Linked DNA regions of Homo sapiens: all the other regions are linked to region 2. A link is a contact called in ENCODE Hi-C or POLR2A ChIA-PET data. All regions are on one chromosome and are shown on one strand. Each heading gives the region's core, a stretch centred on a gene start or an enhancer-like site at or near the end of the contact. The rest is flanking DNA. Distances are from core to core; before and after follow the strand shown.

The links. Hi-C counts contacts between places; a loop is a spot of excess contacts on that map. ChIA-PET counts read pairs that join two places held with the same protein, here RNA polymerase II (POLR2A). Pooled maps may share reads with other maps.
Region 1: a loop to region 2 is called in a map with no recorded cell type, with 12 times the contacts of the local background. The contact joins two enhancer-like sites. A Hi-C loop is called at or near these places in 2 of 37 single-sample maps with no recorded cell type and 2 of 50 pooled maps.
Region 3: a loop to region 2 is called in a map with no recorded cell type, with 8 times the contacts of the local background. The contact joins the promoter of TSNAX-DT here to the enhancer-like site in region 2. A Hi-C loop is called at or near these places in 1 of 37 single-sample maps with no recorded cell type and 1 of 50 pooled maps. POLR2A ChIA-PET finds 5 or more read pairs at or near these places in 1 of 52 experiments (GM12878).

The regions. Positions count from the first base shown.
Region 1 is chr1:236,155,083-236,158,642 of GRCh38, reverse strand. All of the region lies in intron 1 of GPR137B (G protein-coupled receptor 137B), which reads right to left. Among named protein-coding and RNA genes, the nearest start is that of GPR137B, 14 kb to the right of the region's middle. RefSeq lists a silencer at 23-72 and enhancers at 1,752-1,861, 2,062-2,121. Within about 2 kb of position 2,039, at least 5 of the 41 ENCODE cell types and tissues checked have a DNase peak (open chromatin) inside an H3K27ac peak, as active enhancers do.
Region 2 is chr1:233,671,604-233,675,141 of GRCh38, reverse strand. It overlaps KCNK1 (potassium two pore domain channel subfamily K member 1), which reads right to left. Exons shown (of 3, transcript NM_002245.4): 3 at 2,628-3,538. Among named protein-coding and RNA genes, the nearest start is that of MIR4427, 49 kb to the right of the region's middle. Within about 2 kb of position 1,286, at least 4 of the 41 ENCODE cell types and tissues checked have a DNase peak (open chromatin) inside an H3K27ac peak, as active enhancers do; they include GM12878, where a contact is called at or near this core.
Region 3 is chr1:231,526,204-231,529,867 of GRCh38, reverse strand. TSNAX-DT (TSNAX divergent transcript) reads left to right here and starts at 1,312. Exons shown (of 3, transcript NR_173106.1): 1 at 1,312-1,448; 2 at 2,453-2,530. TSNAX (translin associated factor X) reads right to left here and starts at 1,199. Exons shown (of 6, transcript NM_005999.3): 1 at 1,042-1,199; 2 at 509-613. The coding sequence starts at 1,057. TSNAX-DISC1 (TSNAX-DISC1 readthrough (NMD candidate)) reads right to left here and starts at 1,215. Exons shown (of 16, transcript NR_028393.1): 1 at 1,042-1,215; 2 at 509-613. RefSeq lists enhancers at 443-1,642, 1,111-1,932 and a silencer at 3,611-3,664.

The DNA.
Region 1 (3,560 bases), core at 790-3,289, 2.5 Mb before region 2:
CCTGACTAAAGAAACCAGTCTCTATCACACACGCTGGTTCAAAACGTATGTATGCAAATTCATCTGAAAATGTTACAAATGCATGGCAGGTTGAAACTTTATATTATAAAATAATTTATGTATATACAAAGAAATAACAGCAAATACTCATGCACCCAGCACTCCATCCTTAATACTTTGCCACGTTTGCTCCAGCTATGTTTTGTTTGTTTGTTTCTGAGACAGAGTTTCACTTTTGTTGCCTAGGCTGGAGCGCAGTGGTGCCATCTCGGCTCACTGCAACCTTGTCTCCCGGGTTCAAGCGATTCTCGTGCCTCAGCCTCCCGAGTAGCTGGGATTATAGGCACGTGCAACCACACCCGGCAAATCTTTGTATTTTTAGTAGAGACAGGGGTTTCACCATTTTGGCCAGGTTGGTCTTGAACTCCTGACCTCAGGTGATCCACCCACCTCAGCCTCTCAAAGTGTTGGGATTACAGGCATAAGCCACCATGCCCAGCCCCAGCTGTGGTTTAATAAATAAAAATGACACAGCTGGAGCTCCCAGCCTGCCCCCTCCTGGTGCCATTTGCTCCCAGGAAAGTAATCACTATCCTGAATTTGGTGTTTTTATGGCTAGGCAGGCTTTCACTAGGTAAATCTGGATTCGTGAAAGATACAGAGTACCGTCCAGTATGGTTTTGCACTTTATATGAATGCATTAATACCTTCCATAACCTTCTGCAGTTTGTTTATTCCCTCATGACTATGTGTTTGGAAGGTATCTATGTTGATACACACAGTTCTAGCTCATGCATCTTCACTAAGGCACAGTGCAGTTGGCCCCTGGGCAGCATGGGTTTGAACTGCATGGGCGCATCTATACATGGATTTTTTTCAACTGAATGGGAATCAAAACTACGATGTTCTCAGGACGTAAAACCTGAATATAAGGAGGACCAACTCTTTGTACATGCAGGTTCTACAGGGATGTGAGTATGTGGGGCTCTGAGCATACTTGGGGGTCCTGGAACCAGTCCCCCACATATACTGACAGACGACGCTACTCCTATATAACAGGCCACAACCGGTAGCCCTCTCTGACAGAGGGACACAGAAGGATGGCTAAGTGTGTGGAATCGGGCCGGGCACAGTGGCTCACGCCTGTAATCCCAGCACTTTGGGAGGTGGGGGAGGCGGATCATGAGGTCAGGAGATCAAGACCATCCTGGCTAACACGGTGAAACCCTGTCTCTACTAAAAATACAAAAAATTAGCCGGGCGTGGTGGCGGGCGCCTGTAGTCCCAGCCACTGGGGAGACTGAGGCAGGAGAATGGCGTGAACCAGGAGGCGGAGCTTGCAGTGAGCAGAGATCGCGCCACTGCACTCCAGCCTGGGCGACTGAGCGGGACTCCGTCTCAAAAAAAAAAAAAAAAGTGTGGAATCTGGAGCTGGCTTACCTGGGGTTGAATCCTGGCTCTACCAATTATCAGCTGTGTGGCCTTGGAAAAGTCACCTGCCTGCTCTGTGCCTCAAGTACCTCACCTGTAAAATGAGACTAATAACACCAGCCACCAGGTTTTCCTAAGCATTTGGTGAATTAATAGACATGTAGAGCACCTGGACAAATGCCTGCCGCCTAGTAAGTACCACGTGGGTGGCTGCAACCCCTGCTGTTGGTATTATTAGTCCTCATCTATGTTCGCAAACCATGATTCTAAACGCACAGCTACTAAACTGTGACCACAGATGCTATCCTAACCATAAAAGGAACTTTCATACTGAAAAAGGTTAAGAACCACTGACGCATTCGATATTTGCTCTCCTGGTCCCTCTGCGCTACCCACTTCCTGATATATTGGGGAAATTATGCAAACCCCAGGGCCCTGGTCTCCCCAGGCAACAGTCATTAGTCAGCTGCTTCAGTCTGTTCCCACATGCTGAGCATCCTCACTCAGCAGAGCAGGGTGACAAGACAGTCGGTCCCCGAAATCCAGACACCGGAGTTCTCCTTTCTGCAGGGTTCCCGGAAGACACACAAGGCGGCTCTGCGGCGGGGAGGGGATCTGCATTTGAGGCTCAGTCTCCAAGACAGTGCGAGCAAGGGCGGGGCCTCTATGCCTGCGTTAGGATGTTCTTTTCTTCCAAACGTCAGCTGTGGGCTATAGGTCCAGGGACTCAGGACCTGGATAACCACCACCACAGCCCCACTCATAGTCCTGTGTCCGTGGCAGTGAAGGTAACTGGCCAGAAAAGGCAAGCAAGCACGCTGTCCATGCCATAAAGTTCTGGGAGGCGGTGGCCTGAAGCCAAGGTGTGCCTGGTCTGTGTCCCAGGCTGGCCAGGTGTGAGAGGGGTCACTGGAATACATGGTCAGGTGTTCACCGCATCACCTCCCACCTTTGACTTTGGCAAGCATGTGGCCCAAGAAGCTGGTCCTGCCTGCTCCTGGCCTCGTGCTGGCCCTTGGAATGTGGGCCCCCCAGACTTCAGTGAGCTTCTTCCCACGTGATCAGAAGCCAACCATAATTGCTTCTCTGGATTTCCATAGACCTCGGAGCTCCCTGGATGTGTTTGCAGCCTTCTCCAGCCCTCCTGAGAGCTCCGCTGCATGGTCCTGTTTGGCTCACCTGGCGCCTATGATCCTTCCTCAGGTGTATGCATGTGTGTTTGCGCGCGCGCGTGTGTGTGCATGTGTGTGCGTTTGTGTATGTGTGTGCATGTTTGTGCATGTGCACCCCACAAGGCAGGAGCTCAGCTCCCACCCAGGATGTCCCTACCTTGGTCCTCACAAGGCATTCCTCATTTCATAAGTGATAATGGGATAACAGTCTTTACCTTTATAGATAAAGGGCATCTCCACTCACTGTCCCCCTTCCCAACAGCTCCTCTTCTCCTTCCTGTTCCCAGCAGCTCAGCTCTCCGGGCAGCAAGCACCTCTCCCCTCCTCCACCCCTCCATCGGCTCACGAGAGCCTCCCTGAGCCTCATAAACTGAGCTTCACTCCATCCAACGGCGCCAACACAGGCTGGCCACCCAGAAGGCAGAACTCAGGGTGGCCCTGAGCCCCCACATTGATAAGTCAGCCCAGCAGGCAGCCCGCGAGGAGACGGGACTCTAGAGAGCACACCTCCCACCCACACCCTTTGCGGCTCTCCAAGTCAACCTAAAGCCACACCAAACGCCGTCCTTCAGTCTCCCTGCTTTTCTGAATTGTCTCTTGTCCCCTGAGCACCTGGATTCAGGGGTGAGGCTGGTCAACCCTCAGGAACCTACTTTGTTGGTTCCTGGTTAGCTCCATCGACCTTTCTAGGCCTCAGTGTCTATCTGCGAGGTGAAAGCATTAGGACAAATATTCATTAAGCTGCTTCTACTTTGACAGCTCCATGACTTGAAGTTCCTTCCCAGGGACAGCCCGTGTCAGCCCGTGTCCTCCGCCCTGGAAGCCCCGCAGGAATAGCTGCGGCCCGGCCGCTTCAGCCACAGAAGCGCACGGACCTGCCCGCCTGCCCACTGCCTGGGTGGAGTCCGTCTCGGCATCAGTTCCGCACAGAGGTGGAGGCAAATAATTCTGACCTGC
Region 2 (3,538 bases), core at 37-2,536:
GTAAGACCCTTGCAAAATAAAAAAAAAAGTCACAATAGGAAAATCTCAAACATGCTACAGAGACAGATTTAAAAAGTTACTTGGCATAGTCAAATAAAGTAAATGGTATACTGTCTCATTTCAATTTCAACTATAAGTTGCTAAGAAACTTTTGTTTCTAAATTTGCCATATATACATTGCTGAAACTACATCCTAAAGGGACTGCCTTCCTAAATTGAGGATATCAGTATTTATCACAGCTCTTCCCAGCATGGAGGCTTTAACAACAACAAATACCAAAATAAATGTATTATGCCAGACAATCAGGAGGCTCTGCTCTCACTGAATTCTGAATAAGAGACAGATAATACTGTTCTAATTCTCCAACATGTGCTTCTGCCAATTTAAAACTTTTCTTCTTTGAAACAAATAGCTGTTTTTAGTAAGAGGTCAGTGTACTTTAAAGAGTTAAGAAGGTTTTGCATTGCCTATTTCCGTTATCTTGAGGTCTCCAGATTTGTAAATATCTCCTCATTCATTTTCCAAAAGGCCCATAAAGCTGGTTTGGAGAAAGTATGAGTGTGATTTTTTTCTCAGGTAAAAAAAAAAGTGACCCCATGTCAGTAATCTAAACATTACTCGATTTTTTTTGAAGTCAGACCAAATTTCTGTCTTCAGAAAATGTTTCTTTTTTCTCCCACTTGTCTTCTTCAACTTTTGAACAAATACTTTCAAAATATCTTGGTGGCATGACTACTATAGAAAGAAACCAGTGTCATAAATGGAGTGATCTGGGCTAAACTTTATCTGTCCTGGGAATCTTTTACATGATTCATTTAGAGACTACTCCCACCCCTTGGTCTCTCTTCCCTTGGATTTCTGAGAGCTTAGGAACTCCCACTCTGAGATACTCTGTGTTCTCTCCTCACGTGGAGTGTATCTGCTACTTTGAAATCAACATCCCTACCAGACACGTGTCACATTTAAGTTCACGCACAGGACCATGTCCTGGAATGATAAGGCTTTCTGCTGCTGTTCTACCCTGAGGGCATTCCGCAGGCATCTTAGGAACTCAATCTTGAAGGCTCAAGCTAAGCAAGTGAGTTCAGCTTGTACTCATCACCCAGAATTCTCTAGTAGTCACTTTTACCTCCAACTTCCCACTCTCTCGCCTCCAACTAAAGGGTTCCCAAGGTCAGTTCTGGCTTAGCTACACTGTTCATCTTCCACCTCCTTGTCATGCCTGCAGCAAGCCGAATTTCTGTTCTCTGAGAGGCTGACCCAGAGCTCCTCCTGGGTGACCAAGCTCGCTTCTCCCTGGGGACCAAAGGGCAGCATCATCGGCCAAAGACAAAAAGAAACCCTGGGGAAGACATCCTCCCTTACTTTCCTGCCTGCTAGGGTGGGGGCCGAGGCAAAACTTGCTCCTACTTTTCTACTTTGCCCTTCACATTAACAACAATCTGAAGGGCATTAAGGTTTAATGTGTTCTCTGCGGATTCAAACGAGTTCCTAAAATTAAGTACTACACTCTATTACTTATTAATCACATCTGATTCAGAAGTTTTTCTTCACGTACTTCCTCATTTTCTGGACTTTGAACTTCCCTCTCATGTTAGAGCCAAGCAGCTGTAGCAAACTAGCCATTATTTTTTCCTGCATTGCATAAAATAGAATAACACTCTCCAAGTGTAATCCAGCTTCTGTGATTTATATTGATGAGCATCTCAGGACTCTGCTCCACACCAAGGCTTGTGACCATCGGAAATGTTGCAGATCCAGTTATGGCAGGATGCATGCCTCTATTCTCCAAGGATTCTCTATTCTACCCTTAACCAATGATCTGGCCTCATGACAGCAGTCTTCTATTGCAGGGACATGGTCAGCAGGGAGGAAATATGCTTACGGGGCAGCACACTTGGATTCCTCTAAAAATCATATACTATCCCTCTAAAATCACCTATATTTTTCCATCTCCCTGTCCTCTAATCAGTAAGATATTTAAGCATGTGAACCCCTATTGAGATATTGGACAATCACTCTGTAATTCTTTCTGTGTGCATGGTAGTTAATAAATGTGTATGCCTTTTCTCATTAATCTGCCTTTTTGTGAGTTGATTTTTCAGCAAATCTTCCGAAGGGTAAGGGGATGCTTTCCCTTTGCCCTGCAGTTGGTAATAATTTACTCATGGCAGCACATGGTACAGAAGGTAGAAGGTTACTGAGCGAGTGACCCACTGTCAGGAGACTGGCCCGCGATCAAAGTGCTTGGCTGGCTCATCAGAGGGCGCTGATTTTGCACTGATTTTTACCAGCCCCTCAACCACCAACTCCTGGGCAGCCACCCATGGGAGGTAAGGCTCCATTGCGGGGGTCAGTGGACATTCATTATCACACAGGGGCTTTCTCATTTTCTTTTCTAAAATCCTTAATATAATAGTATCCTGTGTACGTCATCTAAATGTGACCTTTATGTTTTCTATGAAGGACTATATATATATATATACGTATATATATATATATATATACACACATATATATATATATACATATGTATATATATACATACATATATATATGTATATACACACACATATGTATATATATTCTACATAGAGGCACACTTCTGATATATGAAAGCATAAGATTACAACCAGCTGTGATTTTTATTTATTTTAGCTTCTAAATTTAAAATTCTCAGATTAATGTAACATAATCTGTTCATTTAGGGATTCGTGTTTAAGTTCTATGCTTTAGTGCTAGGTGGCTGCAAATCACAATGTACTTTCAAAACAAAGTATCTTAACCTTTTAATAAATCCTTTTCATAACCTGTTCAATTCAAAAAAATGTTTATAAACATGTTAGACATCTGACACCATTCTATCGCAAGAGGGTAGAAACATTTATTGCAGCAGAATACTATGGTTATTCACTCTCAAGTTTATTATTCCCCTTATTTTATTGTAGCAACTCTGGATTCTTTAGTATAAAGAGAAATCAAAAGAAACAAAATATCTATAGTCTTAGTTTCAGAACTACACTAGGATCTGGTGACCTAAACCATATGTACAGAATATAAACATATTTATACTTTATATGTACATAGTTAATGGTTACCTATGCATTATAAATAGTAAGTTTAACTTAGATTCTACAAAAATAATCATTTTGGGTGGGTACATGCAAACCAGTACACATAAACCTATTTATAAAACACATCTCTATGCTTTTTTTTTTTGCTTCTAAATATAAATTTTGCTATTTAGCCATCAGCTAAATGATCTAAATGCAAACCCCAAAGTTTCCAGTTAAAAGTATAAAATCTGCTTCTAACCACAGCAGCATACTGCTTCAAGTATTCTCCTCCTATGTAAGGTCGAGATAATTTTGTCACATATGAATTTTAGGTGGACATCTCATTTCCTCACATATTAGACATCCTGCTGGGGTCACAGCTTCTTTGTTCCATTTGTCTTTTTTTGTTGTTTTTTAATAAGACATTGCAAACAGTAGCTATTTCTTAAAGTGACATAATTTTCGCTTTTGCATTCTGATA
Region 3 (3,664 bases), core at 63-2,562, 2.1 Mb after region 2:
TTGTTTTGAATTGAGGAATAACTTGTCCAAGTTAATATGCTGAGAAAAGGGGACTGTGAAAATATGTGTATATAGATATGCGAGATTCACTAATAGATACAAGCTCCCACTCTGTGCTAAGTGTTACAGTTAAAACAAAGATACCGTCCCTGTCTTCAAGTCTAGTAGAGGAAACAAATACACACTAAATGAAAATATATTTTAGCATATAACAGATGAGTAAATATTATCAGGTACACAATTCTTGAGTATGTGACATGTCAAATATTAATTAATGTTTACTGTTTCTTGTGTTTAAGTCATGTTTACCTGATTACTAATATTTCTCTTAATGGGACATAAAAGTGAAGGCCTTTGTAATCCAGACTTTTAGGGTACATCTAGCGCCATCACAAAACCTCCAGCTAAAGTTTCACATTAAATTCTTAGGGACTGTTTTCTTGCGCATAACCATGGCTAAATAATTTTGTTCTCTCCCCTTCTTCAACTTACATTGCAGAGAACTTACATTTAAAGGCCAACATCACGGGTGAAGATGAATTAACATCCTTCCCTTCTCTTCTTTGGTTATGTGGGAAATTGTCATGCTTCCTTTTCCTGAACCCTCCTGATCCTTATATAGAGAAGAAAAAAAGAGAGGGATCTTCCATCACCAAGAGTTTGCAAAACACAACATAGACAAACCTACTCCTTGCTTTAAAACCAGATACCCACAGGGCCCTCGCCTTAGAGGCTTTCTCCGCAGACTGACAGAGACGCTGCCCAGGCCTTTCCAAGCAAATCATCCAAGTTTCCACCAACTGGTGCTATGATCTGGCATTACAGCAATTACTGAACTAGGATAAAATCACACCTCAAAAATTTAAGAAAAAAGGAGGTGTAAACAGGGCCGATCTGGCCGGGGAGAGAAACAGAGGGGCCGCCCCCGAGTCTACAAGGGACGAAGGCATCCTTCAAGGGTGAAAAGGGGAAAACTGCATAGAAAGACTGGAGAACCTCCCCCTCCGGATAAATAACGCCCCGTGTTGTTAAGGACGCCACCTTCTTTGTTGCTCATGTCGTCACAGCCTACGGTGAGACGAGCGGAGACTGAAGGACCTGGAGCAAGAGGAGTGCGCGAGGTACAGGCCGAGGGAACCTGGGAAAACAGCCTGCAGAAAAACGCTTTGCAGCCGGGCCGACTACAACGCAGTGGCCGGAAGTCTCCTCTCACGTACTTCCGGCCTGCGTCCGGAGGGGAGGGGAGGCCGTCGCCGCTGGCTCCGCCCACCGCGTGGTCCAAGGACCACCACCCGCCACCGCCGCGCGAGCGTACTATTGCGGCCGCCCTCTGCTGCGCCTGAAGAGAGAGGCGACTCTACAAGCCTCACAGCATGCACTGTTACTAAAAAGACGATGCGTCCTCCTGGACCTGAGATCTGTGTGATCGTGGGAAAGCGACGAAAAACGTACGTAATTTTTTTCTGAAGGCACCTTCGGGACACCTTACCCTTCCCTCAGGGGGGCCCAGCTTCGCGCGCGGTGCTGTGGGGGTTGTAGTTCCTCCGCCGGAGCGGGACCTCCGGTGCCCCGGGCCAGGGATGTGAGAAAGAAGCGAGCCCTCGAGTTTCCTCGGGGCATGTGGGAAGGTTTTTTTCAGGATCCAGGCAGAACCTTACAGAGCTGGGAGTTTTTTAACTTTCCATTCCTGGCAGTGACGCCAGGAGCTTTAAGTGATGGAAATATGCGAGTCAATCAGTGGATGGTGTTAGTACTGTTTTCTCTTATGAAGATCAAGCCTGCCCTTCGGGTCTACTTCCACCTTTTCCCCCTGCCCGTCTCCCACCGTCTCCCTCCTCTCCACTGGCTCTCAGAAGCCGGACAGCCTGTGTTCAACTTGCCTCCACGGAGTGGTTGTGTGACCTTGATGAAGCACGCAACTTCTCTGCCTCAGTTTCCTTATCTGTAACATAGGGATAGAATAGTACCCGCCTTGTAGGGTTATTTGAGGATGAAAGGAGTTAAGTCTCGTGAAAACGCTCTTTCACATATAACTGCTCAATTAAATATTAAATACCATACTCCTCTCCCACCAGGGCTCTCCCAAACAAAATGATAGACAGGTGAGTAATAGCAGCTGTGTTCCACTAAACTGTGGGCATTTCATTATGAGCAGGTGCTGCCACCATATCTAGACTTTGTGCCGCCCCTTAGCCCCAGTGCTTCTCAGCGCTGTGATCCGGTCCCATGTAAGCTTCCGTCAATGTTTGTTGAAGAATCATGTTCCTGGTGTCAGAATAGGTAACTAGATGGCAATTCAGCACCGTCTAGAGAGAAACTCAGGCCAAGGCTTCATAACTGGGGTGCCCTAGGCCTAGTACAGAAAACACAAGTACATTTTAAGCTTTCTCTAAATAACCTCTCTATTGTGGTCATGTGTTGAACACACAGTCTTTTCTCCTTGTTAATTTAGGAACAAAGGAACAGTAAATGGAGTAACTTGGCTAGAATATGGCAGTAACTACAAGGCATGTTCTGCTCTGGCACGAAGGTAACCACCACTCATACCTCTCCAGCCCTGTGAATACGTCAATTGACTAAGCAGATTCCTTGAGGATAAAGTAGGCTCCTGGGGACCTTGCTTGTTGGGCTACTTGCTTTGTGGATGTTAAACAGATAATTCTCATGAGTTTGAGTGACGTCTGATCTACCAGTATTCCCCCTACTCTGATTAGAAATGACTTGACCATGCCAAAAAGAATAAAAGACAGCTCTGATACAAATGTAGCCATTTTAATGTGACTCCCTCTAGATCCAAGGAAGCCAGTACTTACGAACATTTTCAGAGTCAATACTTACTGTACTGTACCATAGTCGAGGAAAAGGGTATTTTTCCTAACTCTCCTGGAGTAGCACATCCCAAGATCTCAACTTTCCAAAACCTGGATCAACTATATTTCTTTTCTTTCTCCAGCCACCACTCCCCTAGCCTGTTCAACTACAGCTATGTTACCTGAACTGCTTTCCACTCTTTCCCATAAATGTAATGATTAGAACACTAAGTTTCATAACCTGTAATGACTTCTGAAAGTATTTAAGGGAGGTGAATCCCAGGAGCACTTTCCCAGCACTTATTTGCATATGCATTTACCCCAGGCCTCCCCAGGTGTTCCAACTTGTAGCTACTCCTTTGTCAGGAAATAGATTTCAACTTCTGTAACAACCTGCATCCCTACCTGGTCTCCTTGTTTTATTGCTTCAGATGCAAACACATAGTTTTGGTACTTGGCAAAACAGTTTTTTGTTTGTTTTTTAAAGGAAGACAACCACCCCAAGTCAGGGAGAGGAAGGTAAAGATTTTTAGTAGGATCTTACCTCTGATGTTGTTTTTACTTGTTATTGTTGCTTTTTTTTTTTTTTTTTTTTGACACGGTTTCACTGTCACCCAGGCTGCAGTCCACGGCTCACTCACTACAGCCTCGACCTCCTCGGGCTCAAGTGATCCTCCCACCTCAGCCTCCCAGGTTGTTGGGACTACAGGCACATGCTACTATGCACGGCTAATTTTTTTTTTCTCTCCATTTTGTGGAGACGGGGTTTCGCCATGTTGCCCAGGCTGGTCTCAAACTCCTGGGCTCAAGTGATCCACCTGCCTAGGCCTCCCAAAGTGCTGGGATTACAGTGA